Linked DNA regions of Homo sapiens: region 1 is linked to region 2. The links are chromatin loops, found by intact Hi-C in ENCODE. Cell type or tissue: adrenal gland. All regions are shown on one strand. Links, peaks and the distances in the headings refer to the core of each region. The heading gives the core; the rest is flanking DNA. Region 1 has its middle 30 kb from the start of KLHL6. Region 2 has its middle 27 kb from the start of SNORA63E.

The links. A loop is a pair of places that touch in the nucleus more often than their neighbours do. Peaks named below come from ENCODE experiments on the same cell type or tissue, not always from the same donor. Only the 100,000 strongest peaks of a DNase experiment are listed, where the experiment ranks them.
Region 1: a loop joins it to region 2, with 2.2 times the contacts of the local background. A loop is called at or near these places in 5 of 110 quality-filtered maps.

What each region holds. Positions count from the first base shown.
Region 1 is chr3:183,581,102-183,589,432 of GRCh38, reverse strand. No RefSeq gene overlaps it. Among named protein-coding and RNA genes, the nearest start is that of KLHL6, 30 kb to the right of the region's middle. RefSeq lists a silencer at 8,218-8,331. In adrenal gland, for the core only: no CTCF peak of the experiment used is centred there; DNase peaks (open chromatin) are centred at 4,952 and 5,192; H3K27ac peaks cover 1,996 bases.
Region 2 is chr3:183,476,888-183,485,218 of GRCh38, reverse strand. No RefSeq gene overlaps it. Among named protein-coding and RNA genes, the nearest start is that of SNORA63E, 27 kb to the right of the region's middle. RefSeq lists enhancers at 4,739-4,788, 6,485-7,020. In adrenal gland, for the core only: CTCF peaks have their summits at 4,827 and 5,035; DNase peaks (open chromatin) are centred at 5,648, 6,678, 6,768, 7,188 and 1 weaker place; H3K27ac peaks cover 1,397 bases.

The DNA.
Region 1 (8,331 bases), core at 46-8,045, 100 kb before region 2:
TGGCAGGGAGAAGAGATGGTGCTATGTTGGGGCAAATGATGCTTATGAGTGCTTCCCACGGGCCTGAGGTAGCACTCACAGAGAAAGCAAGCAAGCTTGAGGTTTTCTTAGATCCTGCCCAGGAGGGCTGCTTGGAGAAAAAAACCCAACCACAAACAAGTGTTGGAGATGTACTATTAGATTCCAAGGCAGTGAAAGAGGAATTGTAAGTGACCAGCCCTAGGAGATGCATTTACTTACAGCATGGGAACTGCCATTGTAAGATTTCCAAAGATGAGTCTGAAGAAACCATAATATTGTCCCAAAAGAGAAAGAATAAGCTCTAGATGCCTGGAAAGCCCAGACAGCTCTTATTAGTTTACGACAAGACTAGCCACGTAGGATCTTTCCTGCCCTGTCCCTTTCTACCTCCCCACTCTGCTTCCATTCTAGAGGAACCAGAGGCAGCCAAATGAGCTGGGAAAGAGGACGTCACATTTCAGGTGAAATAGAGGACAGCTGACTCCCACTGGAGGCAGCCAGGCTGGAGCAGAGAGCCTCAACTCTTCATGAATTTGGAATACTTTCTTATTACCATTCATAACGCTTATTGAAATGAGACTCTCTCTTTCTCTCTCTATGTGTGTGTGACCAGCAGTGACCAGATGGCTTTATATTATTTAAGAATGTCCACAAAAGTCACACAATCCCCTTCAGTTTTGTTCAAGGGAGCAGGGAACAACTAGTTCCATGGAGGGGATGGCTTGAACAGGTAGTGGAGGAAAAGAATAAAGTGGTTTTCTGATTACACTGCGTGCTTCCCTCTTGCTCAATGTATCATTAAAACTGGCTATTTCTGCTATCCAACCTTTAAATGAACTTATGCCCCAAGTCCTGTCCTGGGTCTTCTCTCTTTTTCCGTTTCATGGCTTTAACTTCTCCTAAGGGGGTGACTTCCAAATGTGTACCTTTAGCCCAAATATTTCATCTGGGCCCCAGAATCATGAATCCAATTGCCACCGGCAACTTTACATGGACCTCTAATAGGCATCTTAATATGCCCAAATTTCCCTGCCCCATCTTCACCATCTGTTTTTTTTTCCAATTTTTTCCATATAGTTTGTTAAATTATATAATAAAGAGCATAATCTTCCAAACAGTTGCTTAAACCCCACATTGAGGAATCGTTTTAGATTTCTTCCTCGTCCTCCCCGCCTGCATTCAGCTCATGACAAAGTCTTGCCAATTCTACCTGAAGAATATATCCCAAATGCATCCTCTTCCTGCCATCTCTGCTGTCACCCCCAGTCCAAGGCGCCATAATCTTTTGCCTGGACTACAGTCAAACCCTCCTATCTGGCCTCCCTTCTTCCACTTCCCTGTTTAGTCTGTTTTCTACATCACGAGGATGGATTTCTTTTTTTTTTTTTTTTTTTTTTGAGATGGAGTCTCCCTCTGTCCCCCAGGCTGGAGTGCAGTGGCGCTATCTTGACTCACTGCAACCTCTGCCTTCTGGGATCAAGTGATTCTCATGCCTCAGCCTCCCTGAGTAGTTGGGACTATAGGCGTGTACCACCATGCCCAGCTAAGTTTTTTTGTACTTTTAGTAGAGACGAGGTTTCACCATGTTGGCCAGGCTGGTCTCAAACTCTGGACCTTAGGTGATCCACCAATCTCAGCCTCCCAAAGTGCTGGGATTACAGGCGTGAGCCACCGCGCCCGGCCACAAGAGTGGATTTTTAAACATTTAAATCTAATCATGCATGTCACTGCCCTACTTAAATCTTCTATTATTTTCCTTCTTCATGTAGAATAAACTTCAAACTACTAACCATGGCCTAGAAAAGCCTCCATGACCTAGTCCCTGTCTTCCTCTTTCGTTACAACTGACTACTCTCTCTTGCTCACTAAGCTGCAGCTGCTTTTGCTTGACTGTCCCAGTTTCCTGCCTACTTCCTGTTCTCCCTGCCTAGAATGTTCTTCTACTGACTCTTGTAAGACTGGGTCTTTGTCAACCTTCAGATCTCTGCTCAAATATCAACTTCTTGGGGAGGCTTTTTCTCAGCAAGCTTTCTTTCCTTTCCTTTCCTTTTCTTTTCTTTTCTTTTTTCCTTAGAGACAGGGCCCCACTGTGTCACCCAGGCTGGAGTTCAGTAGCACGATCATACCTCATTGCATCCTTGAAGTCCCGGCCTCAAGCGATCCTCCCACCTCAGCCTCCCAAGTAGCTGGGGCTACAGGTGTACACCACCAGGCCTGGCTAATTTTTCTTATGTTTTTGTAGAGATGGGGCCTTGCTATGGTGTCCAAGCTGGTATTGAACTCCTGGCCTCAAGTGATCCCCCTGTCTCGGCTTCCCAAAATGCTGAGATTACATGCATAAGCCACCTTGCCTGGCCCTGAGCACTCTTTCTAAAGCAGGTTCTCCTGCACCCTGTGTTACTCTCTATCTAATCACTATATTTCTTTTGTCCATAGCACTAGTCAAACATTTAAATTATCTCACTACTTGTTTAATTATTGTCTATCTCTTTTATCACAATATAAATTTCATTGAGATAGAGACCTTTCTGTCTTATTCACACAAGTATTCTTGGCACCTAGAATAGTATCTGGCAGATAGTAGGTGCTCAGTAAATACTCAGTGAATAAATGAATGAAAGGGGCAACATTCACCCATGTGTAAGTATCCTCTGGAGGAACTATGTAGACTGAGTTAGATGAGCCCAGAGTGAAACCATAAGACCTTTAAAGCTCGTTCCGAGGAGAGGATGTTGCTTGAAGGTGTGGTTTCCTCCAACTGAGTGAGCCGCCGCCCTACACCACTGTGTTACCTGGGAAGAGAAGGATAGGAGAATGTTCAGGGCCAGGGGACACTAGATGTTAACAGAAATTCATTTCGTTTTCTTTTGAGTTAGAAGATGAAAGATAAGAAAACTTCTCAAGGCTTGGGCAGCCCCTCTCCAAGAAAATCCTGCTAGAATGGCAAGAAGGGCAATACTTTAAGCATTCCACCCTTTGATGGCCATACAGAGTGACAATCCCTTCCATGCAGAGGGCACAGGTGGACACCTCCCTCCTTGCAATCAGAGCATGTACCTACACTGGAGCCCTCAAGACCTCCTAAGGCTGAAAAATGTCTCGTGCACACCCAACTAATAGAAGATCCACGGTGTCTTGGGTGAGGTTCTGTGAGCCATAGAAACAATGAGAAATTTGGGGATATCATTGTGTATTTATTAATTTTTTATTTTTATTTATTTATTTGAGATGGAGTCTCGCTCTGTTGCCCAGGCTGGAGTGCAGTGGCACGATCTCAGCTCACTGCAAGCTCCGCCCCCCCAGGTTCACATCATTCTCCTGCCTCAGCCTCCTGAGTAGCTGGGACTACAGGTGCCCGCCACCATGCCCAGCTAATTTTTTTGTATTTTTCGTAGAGACAGTGTTTCTCCATGTTAGCCAGGATGGTCTCGATCTCCTGACCTCGTGATCTGCCTGCCTCAGCCTCCCAAAGTGCTGGGATTACGGGCGTGAGCCACCGCACCTGGCCCCATTGTGTGTTTATAACCCCCATCCCCTCCTCACAACCAAATTCAAACTGCAAATAGCAATAGACGCCAATGACTATTTGACCAACACGCTATGGTGGAAAACACATGGGCTTTGGGGGTCAGAGACACCTGGGCTCAAATTCCATCTCTGTCACGTATGGCTTAATGATCTTGGGAAATTTGCTTAACCTCTCTGAACCGTAATCTTCGTCTATGACAAAATTACCCTTTGCAAAGTTGTTTGGGTTCAGTGGTTTGATACATGGAAAGGACCCAACAAATAGTGGTATGATCGTTATGGTGGTAGATTTTTGGCTTACAACTCAGCATGCTAAAACACTTTATAGGCATGATAAAATGCAAAGTCTGTCTTACCTTTCTCCTCCTATCTCTATAAACCTTAGAGGATTTGAGCCTTGTAGAGAAACCAAATATTTTAAAACAAAAAGTTTATTTTCAAATGAATTTTGGTAAAGGTTGATATCCAATGTGTCCATTTGAGCTGGGTTTTTTTACTCAGCAGCAAGAATCCTAATACAGCATGTAACACAATTCTTGACCATAGCAGCAACTCTCTAACTGTTTAACTCTCAACTCTCTAACTGATTGCTGTTGTTATGACTGTTGCCCTTGGTCCATGAAGTCTATGAAGATTGTACCCCTAGCTTCACTGGGGCATTCCTGAAACTCACTGTCAGTATGGTTCTAGAGACAGTTTGATAAGTCCAACTGTCCTTAAACAAAATCTTTGCTATTGGTTCTATCCATAGAGTACACCTGTTTCTACTTCCCTCTCTTATTCACGAAGTCACCCATTGATCCATTCATCATGTCACAAGCTAGGAAAAAGAGCTTCCTGTTAGTTAAATTATCTGATAACAAGAGACACAGGGATTCCTCAGTATCTCCAAAACAGACTCCAGTCGAAGCCAATTGGGAGTGAGAGAGAGGATCTGGTGTTGGTGCTCTGTGAAGGAAGACTCGTTATGTCCCTACAGTTAAGAGTTTTCTTACCTTTGAACAGTGCTTAGATAGGCTGTTCCTGTCCTTTGTTGACAGCTAATGGTTTTTTACAGGCCTGAGCTGATTCATGTCCTGCCTGACCCTGACTCTCACATCAGCCTCCTGAACTCATCTGTACTTGGCCTAACTTTAATTATCTGGTAACAGCTGCTGCCTCCTTCTCTGGTGCAGCCCCAGTCTGGGCCTGGCTTCCAGCTGGCTTCCTGAGAGCAGGCCTCCAAGGGGCTGGAACATAGATTCTGCATGTCTTTGCAGAGGGGTATTTTCCCTGATAGCATATCCCCTTGGAGTGGCAGAGAGTTACTTTTCAGCAATCCTTGCCATTCACAGACGAGTTTTCTGCTATTTGAGCTCACTATTGCCAGAGATGGCCAGAGGAGCAGTGTTTATCACATAAGGAACGTGTCCTTGGATGCGGATCACCCTCGTCTGGCAGCAAACCAAAAACACCATTCATTCCGCCTCTTCTCAGAGCCACAGCTGGGACATTACAAACTGCATTAATATGCCAGAAAAATACCCCAGCAAAGGCTTCAGGGCAGGGAGCGACTGGGGTCAGCCCTATGGCATCAGTCAGCTCTCGGTCTCCAAGGCTGAGGCCTCTTCTTTCAGCAGCCTTATGGGTACAGTAATGCTGGGAAGGTGCTTCCATGGTGTTAAGAAGGTGGGACAAGGGACTCAGGAAGGAGTGCCCCTGGGCCTGGGACTGATGGTAGGTGGCCTGATGCCACTCTCAGGACTGGAGATAGTTCTACTTACAGGAGTGGAGCCAGGGTACAAGGATCACAGTCAGGTCAGATGGGGGAGGGCTGTTTGCTTGAAGCAGCCTGAGGCCATGTGGCCAGGGTGGAGAGCCAAAATCACCCCCCAAAACAAGCAGCGTAAACAGAATGAAAGAAAGTGTGAGGAATGGCCAAAGAGGCTGTTTCAAATGAAGGCTGTGGATAGCAAATCTGTGAGGGGGTTTCCTTCCCTGTGGGGCTGGTGTGACTCTGGAGGTGGGTGTGAGGGCTTAAAGTAGCTGCACAGGGTGCGCAGCTGGAAGGCTGAGCCTGGAACCTGGTGGGAGGGGCTTCCCTCAGTTTCCTAGGGTTGGGGAAGTGTAGGATTGATCGAATTCCTGACATAGTCTGCCTCCCTGACTGCAAAACTTTGTCTTCTATGGATCTATAGGATTTTTTTTTTCATTTCCATGATGTGTGATAATGAAATGTGGACTATTCTCACACCAAACGTATCTATGAAACTTGCAAGCCTATAAATAACCTGCCCCACTTTTTAGATCTCCTCAGGTCCAAGATGAAGACTTTGGTGTCTCACCCATGCTGAGTTCTGGGCTGTCACAAGAGGCACACTTGCTAGATTGCAGGCAGACTTTGTCCTCTTTATCAAGATCAGCTATGGCCCTGCAGTCTCCTGATCCACAAATTAGGTGGCAATCATTTTGCTAAATGTCTTCCATCTTTTCTTTATATCTATCCGTGATGCCTTTCTCAATTTTTTTTTGTCATGCCATCTAATCATTTTGTCCTCTACCAGCAGAAAATAAAACCTTAAATGTTTTTTAAATGTGATTTTTTGTGTGTGTGAACAGAGGAAATCATAGAGAGCTGTGATAAACTTGAGAAAGATGACAAACTTTTGAGGAATATCTAACCATTGGCTAAATCTGAACAATGATAATGTGATGGAAATAGCAGTAAAGAGATCTGGGCTCCAGTCCTATCTGAGTCTCCAGTTAACAGCATGACCCCTGAAATCACTCAGCCTCTCTGGGCCTCATCTGCCAAATGAAAGCTTGACTAGATCGGGGCTTCTCAAGTTGTAACATGCACACGAATTACTGGGCTCTGTTAAAATGCAGATTCTGATTCAGTAGGTCTGGGATGTGGCCTGAGACTCTGCATCCCAGATGATGCTGTTATGTTGCTACTGGTCAGACTTGACTAGCACTCTGTAATCACTGCAGAGACTAGCAGTCTCTGCTAAAAACACACAAATTTGCTGGGCGTGATGGTGCGCACCTGTAATCCCAGCTACTCGGGGAGCTGAGGCAGGAGAATCACTTGAACCCGGGAGGCAGAGCTTGCAGTGGGCTAAGATCGCGCCATTGCACTCCAGCCTGGGTGACAAGAGGGAGACTCCATCTCAAAAAACAAAAAAACAACAAAAAAACTGTCTTCAGGTGATTTTAACATGCTGTCCAAGGTTGAATATTACTATGATGAACTCTAGGAGTCTATGAACGTATGTATATGCACAAACATACATATGTATGCATACATATACATATGTGCATATATGTGTATGAATGTGTATATATACATACACACATGGAAAGTGAGTGTTTGATTTTTTCAGAGAATGTAGAAAATTAGAATCTGCTCCCTTTTGGCTTTCGATGTGTGGGGAGGGAGGGCAGAGAAGGATCAGAGGAAAGAGCAAAATGACTGTCCAGCCAAAAATGACATGAGGGTAAACAAAGCCAGCCACTTGCCCTGTTTGTAAGCTGCCCAATGTCCAGGCAGCAGCACTCCTGAGACAGGCTGATACAGAGCTTGTCAACCAAATGGGGCCTGCCAGACCTTGGGCTGTGACCTGGTCTGACCAGGATTTTAAACTAAAACCCTTTCTGCTTATGTATATATATGTATATATATATATATATATATATAATTTTTTTTTTTTTTTATTTTGAGATGGAGTCTCACTCTATTGCCGAGGCTGGAGTGAATGCAGTGGCTCAATCTCAGCTCACTGCAACCCACCTCGGCCTCCCAAAGTGTTGGGATTACAGGCAGGAGCCACCACACCTGGCCCCCTTTCCATTTTTAAACCTAAGTAGCTAGCACTATAAACCAGTAGGGCCAAACCACCTGCCAATTTGTAATTTCAGCAGTTTATTCTAAGCTTGGAAAAGCTGAGTGCACTTACCATAGGCCAGGCACCTGCAATAGAAAGGTTGGGCGGGGGGACAGTTTCCACTGTTTATGGAAGATGACGAAGAAAGTCATTGTGCTTGATTTTCATTGTATCATCATCAGAAAAGCAAAAGCAAAGAGTCAATGGCTCTTTGAAATGGCAGCTGTCTTTCAGGAGGATGAACATTAGAGAAAAACAGCTATGAAGTCAAGGCCTCTGCTCAATGAATAAATAGCCCATTTGTTCCTTGAAGGGTTTGCTTGAAGGCCAGCCTGGGTAACTTGGGGAGGAGGAGCTGAATGGCTCATCTGAAATCCTAAGGCAAATTTGCACTTGGGGGTTGGTGGTGACTGAAAAGATGGGAAAGGAGAAGGAGGGAGAGACACAAGCAGGGCCAGGGTGTCCTGGGTAGGGTATGGGTAGTGAGATATGTCTAGTTCTGGATGTTTTTGCAAAGGGACTTTTTTTTTTTTTTTTTTGAGACGGAGTCTTGCTCTGTCACCCAGGCTGGAGTGCAGTAGCACGATCTCAGATCACTGCAACTTCCACCTCCCCGGTTCAAGCAATTCTCCTGCCTCAGCCTCCTGAGTAGTTGGGATTACAGGCACACACCACTATGCCCAGCTAATTTTTGTATTTTTAGTAGAGACGGGGTTTCACTATGTTGGTCAGGCTAGTCTCGAACTCCTGACCTTGTGATCTGTCTGCCTCGGCCTCCCAAAGTGCTGGGATTACAGGTGTGAGCCACCACGTCCAGCTGCAAAGGGACTTTTGAGAATGAGTCGTCTGAGGAGTGTCTGAGCTGGTGCGGGGCAGCTCCCTCGTTCTCCTCACAGCAGCAACCTGCAAGTGAAAG
Region 2 (8,331 bases), core at 195-8,194:
CTGCGCTGCTGTTGGCAGCATTTTAAAAGAGAACTGACCATTTTCTACAATCCACCACAGGCCCACTGTGCGAGGCCAGGAGTGCCGAAGCCCCTTCTTCTAGAATCTGCTGAAGGCAACTAAAGAGAAAAATAGTACTAAAGCTTCTTTGACCCATACAGGCCAGAGCAGTGCTTTCAAACTTTCTTGAACATGTATCACAATAAGAAACACATTTTCTGTATTTCCTATTCTATTTTTTTCTTAAAATGCTGTTCACAAGCCACCAAATTAATTTCATCACCCACTAAATGGGTCACAGGTCACAACCCATATCTGAAAGGTACAAGGCTGGAGGGCACTGACCTGGGCAGACAGGGCAGGGGTGAGGGGAGATGAGGGTGGCAAAGCCTGGTGTATTAGTCCATTTTCATATGCTGTGAAGAAATACCCGAGACTAGGTAATTTATAAAGGAAAGAGGTTTAATGGACTCACAGTTCCACATGGCTGGGGAGGCCTCACAATCATGGCAGGAGGTGAAGGAGGAACAAAGACATGTCTTACATGGCAGCAGGAAGGAGTGCCTGTGCAGGGGAACTGCCCTTTATAAAACCATCAGATCTTGTGAGACTTACTCACTATCACGAGAACAGCACGGGAAAAACCTACCCCCATTATTCAATTACCTCCCACCAGGTCTCTCCCATGACACCTGAGGATTATGGAGCCACAATTCAAGATGAGATTTGGGTGGGGACACAGCCAAACCATATCATCTTGATTTAACAAAGCGGCAATACACAGAAGGCAGAGGGAAAACCTGACTGCGCAGAGAAATCTGTAAGTCTGGCCTTAGATAAACAGGATTTTTGTTGGTGAAATTCTGTTCTTTGTTTTTTTGTTAGTTTGTTTGTTTTGTTGAGTTTTTTGAGGTTTTTTTTTGAGTTTTTTGAGTTTTTTTGTTAGTTTGTTTTTTTGAGTTTGTTTGTTTTTTTCTGTCGCCCAGGCCGGAATGCAATGGTGAGATCTCAGCTCACTGCAACCTCCACCTCCTGGATTCAAGCAATTCTCCTACCTCGGCCTCCTGAGTAGCGGGGATTACAGGCACCTGCCACTACGCCCAGCTAATTTTTGTATTTTTAGTAGAGACAGGGTTTTGCCATGTTGGTCAGGCTGGTCTCGAACTCCTGGCCTCAGGTGATCCGCCTCCGCCTGCCTTGGCCTCCCAAAGTGCTGGGATTACAGACATGAGCCACTATGCCTGGCCGAAATTCTATTCTTTCATAGTAAAAATGTAGTAATAGGAGCATCTATTGAGTAATTTCCCTGAAACATGAGACCAAGCCAGAAATAGAAAAAAAAAAAAAAAAGAAAAAGATTAGGACAGTGACAAAACTAGTCTAGGAAGAAATGCTGAGGTTTTTAATTGTCAAAGTGCATTCTGGTAGAATGTCACATTCCGGGAAAAGGTCACTGGAGGAATCTGTAGGAAAAATGATGCCTTAGATTTTGTTCTGAGTTCTAAGTAGACATTAGTGAAAGAAGGAATGGGGTGAGTCTTTGTGAAACAATGCAACAAATATTCATTGAGCGCCTACTACGTGCCAGGCATGATTTCTGTCCATCTGTGAACAAAACAAAGCCTCTGCTCACATGAGCTAACATTCTAGTAGAGAGAGACAGGCAAGAATCAAACAAGCATATAATATAATGACAAGTAGAGATAAATGTCCAAAGAAAGTAACTCAGGGGAAGGGTGATGCATGCTACTTGAGCTAGGATGAACACAGCCAACCTTTCTGATAGAGACACTTAAACAGAGGCTTGAGTGAAGAGAGCATGAGAGGCCTGAGAGTATCTGGGGAAGCTTACTCCAGGCAGAGGGAAGAGCTAATGAGGCTCTGAGGTGGGAGGCTTCTGTGTATTTAAGGAACAGTCATGGCTGGGCACGGTGGCTCATGCCTGTAATCCCAGCACTTTGGCAGGCCAGGATGGGCAGGTCATTTGAGGTCAGGAGTTCGCGACCAGCTTGGCCAACATGGTGAAACCCTGTCTGAACTAAAAATACACAAAAATTTAGCTGGTCATTGTGGCATCCCTGTAGTCCCAGCTACTTGGGAGGCTGAGGCAGGAGGATCGCTTGAACATGGGAGGCAGAGCTTGTAGTGAGCCGAGATTGCGCCACTGCACTCCAGCCTGGGTGACGGAGTGAGACTCCATCTCAAAAATAAATAAATAAATAAGTAAGGAACAGTCAAGAGGCCTGTGTAGCCGGACTAAATTCAGAGCCATGGTAGGGAGTCTCAGAGGCCTGTGTAAGCACTTGGAATGTCATCAGAGTAAGGTGATAGCTCTTAAGACAGGTTCAGAAATGCTAGAGACTCACAAATGTTCCACACCTAAGCTTGTGGCTTGCAAATCCAAGTCAGCTATGTTCGCAGGTGCGTAACAGCAAGGAATTGCCACCCTGAGCCCAATGTTTTTATGAATCCAACGTATATTGAGTTTGTTCTCCAAATCCATGCTCTGTCTTGGGCATGATCCTGTTCTGGGCACTCATATTACGGTGGGCTGGGGCTGACTCTCCAAATTGCCTACTCACACACCCTAGGGTTGTTGGGGAAGCCTTTCCAGGAGCTACGATCCCAACTCATTCCCAGTGTAGGTGGAAGGCAGTACTTTGATCATGTGACCGCTTATCCATTCAGCATCTTGGTGACAGTGGGAACATCAGTGCTGGTGTTAGTGGGGATGGGCAAAAGGGGACAAAAGCCAGAACTCTTAAGTTAGTGTGCCCCAGGAAGCCCAGTTAATTTTTGAAAAGATCTTGTTGGCAGCCTAAAATCATGTGACCTGAGATCCAGCACATTAAAAAACAAACTAATAAAAATTTCAATGGCTAAATGCAAACCAACAAACTATTTTAAAAACCTGTAGGCCGGGCGCGGTGGCTCATGCCTGTAATCCCAGCACTTTGGGAGGCCGAGGTGGGCAGATCACGAGGTCAGGAGATCGAGACCATCCTGGCTAACACGGTGAAACTCCGTCTCCATTAAAAATACAAAAAATTAGCTGGGCGTGGTGGCGGGCACCTGTAGTCCCAGCTACTCGGGAGGCTGAGGCAGGAGAATGGCGTGAACCCGGGAGGCGGAGCTTGCGGTGAGTGGAGATCGCACCACTGCACTCCAGCCTGGGCTACGGAGCAAGACTCCGTCTCAAAAACAAAAACAAAAAACAACAACAACAAAAAAAAAAACCTGTAAAAGAACGTGTGGCAATTCAGATGCAAGCTAGAAATTAGGTGCTGAAATTTTTATTTCCAATTTTAGAGACTTCATCTCCCTGGGAGGTGGGTTGCAATCCTCAGCAGGAAGCAAGCCTGGAGATGTGCTGAGGGTTAGAAAAGGCTGCGGCTTTGTTACTCACCTCCACTCTAAGTCACCTCATCCTGAAAGTACAGTAATAATAGACTATGCCTCATAGAGTTTGGGTGAGGATTAGACGAGATCGTACACGTGGAATGCTTAGCTCATCGCCCAACAGATTGTAAATGCACCGCACATGTTAGCTGCTGTAATTGTCCTTACTTGACTGAAGGCCCACGGGGCTGGGGGCTGTTTTCTTGCTGGTTTTTATATCTATAGCACTTAGCACAGTGCCAGGTACACAGTGACACTCCAAGAATGTTACTATATCAACACCTACCGGGAGAAATGTATGGGTAGGGGTGGGGCAGTGTGGGGGTCCTGAGGAGCTGCCACCCCAGTAATTACCACCACCATTATTGATCACCTCTTGGACACTTTACACACGCCAGAGGTTGAACAATGAAAACCATAGATACCTTTTTGGACTCTGCCATATTTTTTAAAATTGGCAACACAGGGGTCATATCCCTACTTCACTGGACAGAAAAGAACAGGTACTGTTCCCTTTAGAAAAGGGCTCGTAAGCCAGGCGCGGTGGCTCACGCCTGTAATTCCAGCACTTTGGGAGGCCGAGGCTGGCGGATCGTCTGAGGTCAGGAGTTTGAGACCAGCCTGACCAACATGGTGAAGCCCCGTCTCTACTAAAAATACAAAATTAGCTAGGGGTGATGGCGCATGCCTGTAATCCCAGCTACTCGGGAGGCTGAGGCAGGAGAATTGCTTGAACGCGGGAGCCGGAGGTTGCAGTGAGCCAAGATCGTTCCATTGCACTGCAGCCTGGGCAACAAGAGTGAAACTCCATCTCAAAAAAAAAAAAAAAAAGAAAAAAGAAAAAAGAAAAGGGCTTGTAAGTCTGGTTTGCCAGTGTCCACTGACCTACTTGGTCCCGAAGGCACTTGAGTTTGCAGTCTCTGACGTACACCATTTTGTTTAATTCTTGCATGAACTCTGTGAAGTAAATTGATGCTATATGGATGAGAAAACTGAGGCTCAGAGACTTCCCAGAGTAAAGACTGAACGCAAGTGTGGGGGTCTCCAAGGCTGGCAACGCTTCTGCTCTGCCCATCGCTGCTTGCAGGGAGCGGGTATATGGAATGCCGTGAGGTGATGTCGCAGGTCTCATCTAAGTCCATGCTTCTATGATTCAAAGATTTTAGATCAAGCATGTCACAACTTTAGAGTCACCATGAAAAAAAAATCTGGAAATACTTATTACTAACTCACTCTGTGATCTGTGCAAGGCCAGGGACCTGTGCCATAAAACCCCCTAGTGGTTGAAGGTGACTTCTGAGTTTACTTCCACCCTAACAGACTCTCATACAGGAGGAAAGGCTGCACTTTTTTTTTTTTTTTTGAGACAGAGTCTCACTCTGTCACCACACTGGAGTGCAGTGGCGCGATGTCGGCTCACTGCAACCTCCGCCTCCCAGGTTCAAGTGATTCTCCTCCCTCAGCCTCTCGAGTAGCTGGGACTACAGGCACGTGCCACCACACCTGGCTAATTTTTGTATTTTTAGTAGAGATGGTGTTTCACCATGTTGGCCAGCATGGTCTTGATCTCTTGAACTCATGATCCGCCTGCCTCAGCCTCCCAAAGTGCTGGGGATTACAGGCATGAGCCGCCGTGCGCGGCCGGGCTGCACTTTTAAAAGTGTCCACGAGGGGACAAAAGATGACCACAAGCTCCTTAGTTACACTCCTAGTGATGGGGTGCCGCCAAGGACAGCCTGGGGTAATTTTCCTAAAAGGAAAGAAGCTCCTGTCTCAACTGCCAGACCTAGAGCTCTGTTGTGTCCTCACGGTTCCCTGCCAGGCCTCCCCTCCCAGAGGGAGCTCTTAGAGTGACTGCAGCTGGTCCTATCCCGGGATTATTGAGTCTTAGAGGCCATTGATTGCAAGATAGCTGATCCTGTGGCAGGAAAAATGGTACAATGCCTTAATGTTAGGCTTTCACAATTCATAAATTGGTCCTGCCAGCTTTTCTTTGCTTTGGAATTTGTCCTCTACCATCAGGGATTTGGCCACTTGCCCTACCCTTCCCTTGCATTGTTTAGCATAATCCAGGCTGTCCTTTTGCGGGTTCTCGGTAACAAAGCGTAATACAGCACTGTTTTCTTAGGTGATCTACAGCACTTATTTGTTACCTTGCAAGAAAGTATGAGGCTTTCTTGAAAGCAGATTCTCTAATCCTCAAGGCGTCTGAGAACTGCAGCCCTGGCTGAAAGCTGCTCATGAGAGACCCTGAGCTAGAGCCACTTAGCTAAACTGCCCCTCAGAAACTGTGAGATAATAAATGTTTGTTGCTTCAAGCTACTAAGGTTTGGGAAACTGATTACATAGCTGTAGAAAACTAATACATGGGGAATCGGTGAAGGGTGGAGGGAGGGCAGCGGGGAGTCTGCCTCAGGGATGTGCCCCCCACCTTCATCCTCCAGACAGGACTTCGGAGCACCTGAGGAAACCCTGAGAGACTCCTCTTTAGGGAAGTCATCCAGCCCCGGGGTCCCCTTATGCCAGGAGCAAACAGTGAGGACAGGAGAATGACCATCTATCTTGCTGAAAGCTCTGTGAGGGAGAGATGGAGGGACAGAGGGAGCCGTGCCCTGGATGAATAGGAAGGGCTGTGTCTCCAGGGTCCATGGCCTCTGTGCCCTGGATGATGCTGGGGCTGCTAGGGACCACAGAGCCACCCCCTGGGAGGCTGGGGTTGGCCTGGCTCAGGGGCCTTTGTCAGCCATAGACACCCACAGCCTGGGGTAGACAGGGCTGGCAGGCAACACAGGAACTGGAAAACCGGACAAGCTCCAGCCCCTCCGCAGGGTAAATGACAACTCCAGGTAAAATGATTAGCTGATTCCAGCCCCTCTGCAGGGTAAGTGGCACCTCCAGGTAAAATGATTAGCTGGTTCCAGCCCCTCCGCAGGGTAAGTGGCACCTGGGGTAAAATGACTGCCTGGAGCTGGCAGCTGCTTTCCCCTCTCTCTCGCGGGCCCTGCAGGGAAGCGTAGGAAGGGGAGGGGGCACAGCGCTGGGCACAGAGGGGCTCTCAGACCCTGGACTGAACTGTTTCAGGGGTCATCTAGCCCATTCCCCGCCTCCAGGCGAGGATTTGCCTGAGCCTGGAAAGAGGAAGGATCCTCCCAGCCCTGTCAACCCCAGATTCCACCTCCCTGTGGGGGGACTGTCAGCGCAGGCCCTGACAACCAGAGAAAGACACAGGACCCAGCTGGGCCGGTGACAGCAGGAGCTCCAGGTGCCACAGGTGAGGGTGGGGATGCCTGGAGCACCACGGGGGGCCCAGTTAGTCTAGAGCCAGGTTTTCCATACTCCTTAGAGTGCAACCTCAGGGAGACGCAAATTTTACCCAACACAGAAATACATTTATAGAATTCAAACACAAGCAGACGAAACAATGTTTACCCTTACAGTGTGTGAAGTCCTCATCTGTCCCACCTCATCCTATCGTGCTCTATTCTATCCTAGGAGACAAAGCAGGAGGAGGGCTGCGGAAGTGGGGGAGTCTTATCCAGGCCCTTGGGTGACACGTCTCTCCTGATAAAAACTGCAGCTGCTCTGGGCGTGCCCTCGCCTGTCTCCCCCCAGGCCCTGGGTTCCTGGCAGCAGAGACAGTTACCTATTGACCAGGCATCCCCCAGGGCTCCTGGAAGAATCCCAGAATTCTCAGAACCAGAAAAGCTTAGACAGCATCCTGCAGGCAAAGCCCCTTGTTCTCTGGGGAGTAAAGTGCGGCTCACAGGGTATCCCACCAGGGACAGTGATTGACCACCAGGCTGTGGGCCCTGTGGGGACTGGCTGAAGGCCCTGTGGGAGCTGAGTCAGGGCCAGGACCGGGGTGTCCTGACTCCTAGAGAGCAGGTTCCTTTCCTCACTCAGGCCTTCCAGTCCCAGCCCTGGGCTGATTTTTGCTGTCTTATATCATCTGCATATTTATTCCCCTGCTGGATTCACTGGCCATGGGCTCTGTGGTCCTAACAGTCTTAGGGACTAAGGAGCTGGCAGCACTGAGGGGACCCCAGAATCTCAGACTCAGGGTCTGGCCTCACAGACATGTGAGGGAACAACTCAAAGGCCCATTGCCCAGTGGCAAGAGGAGGCAATTCGGAGTCCGTCAGACCTGAGTGCAGTCAGACCTGATTCTCACTCTGTCACTTACTAGCTGTGTGATCTTGGGTAAGTCACTTAAGCTCTCTGAGCATCAGTTTCCTTATCTCTAACATTAGGATAAAAATATCTATTGTGTAGGGTTGGTGTAAGGATTAGCAAAAATGTATATGATGTGCAGTCCATGGCACATAATGGGAACTAAAAAATAGCACTTGTTAGCCAGGTGCAGTGGCTCATGCGTGTAATCCCAGCACTTTGGGAGGCTGAGGCGGGTGGGTCACTTGAGGTCAGGAGTTCAAGACTAGCCTGACCAACATGGTAAAACCCTGTCTCTACTAGAAAAAAAAAAAAAATTAGCCGGGCATGGCGGGCACCTGTAATCCCAGCTATTTGGGAGGTGGAGGCAGGAGAATCACTTGAACCCAGGAGATGGAAGTTGCAGTGAGCCGAGATCATGCCACTGCCCTCCAGCCTGGGTGACAGAGTGATACTCTGTCTCAAAAAAAAAAAAAAAAAAAAGAAAAGAAAAGAAAAGAAAGAAAAAAAGAAAAAATAGCACTTGTTATGACTATTGTTGATAGTAATTACAATAATACATTACAATAATACTAACTAGAGGGTCTCAAAAGTACTGTGGGTACGGCAGGTGTGCTATTACTTAGTTTTGGAGGAGATTTGGCTGCCATAGTTTTCATCCTAGACAAAAACGAACTTTTCATAAGCACAAAGGGGAGAAAGCAGATTACGTAGGTTATGAACAGCCTTAATAATAGAAGAAGAGGAAAACACCTACCTTAA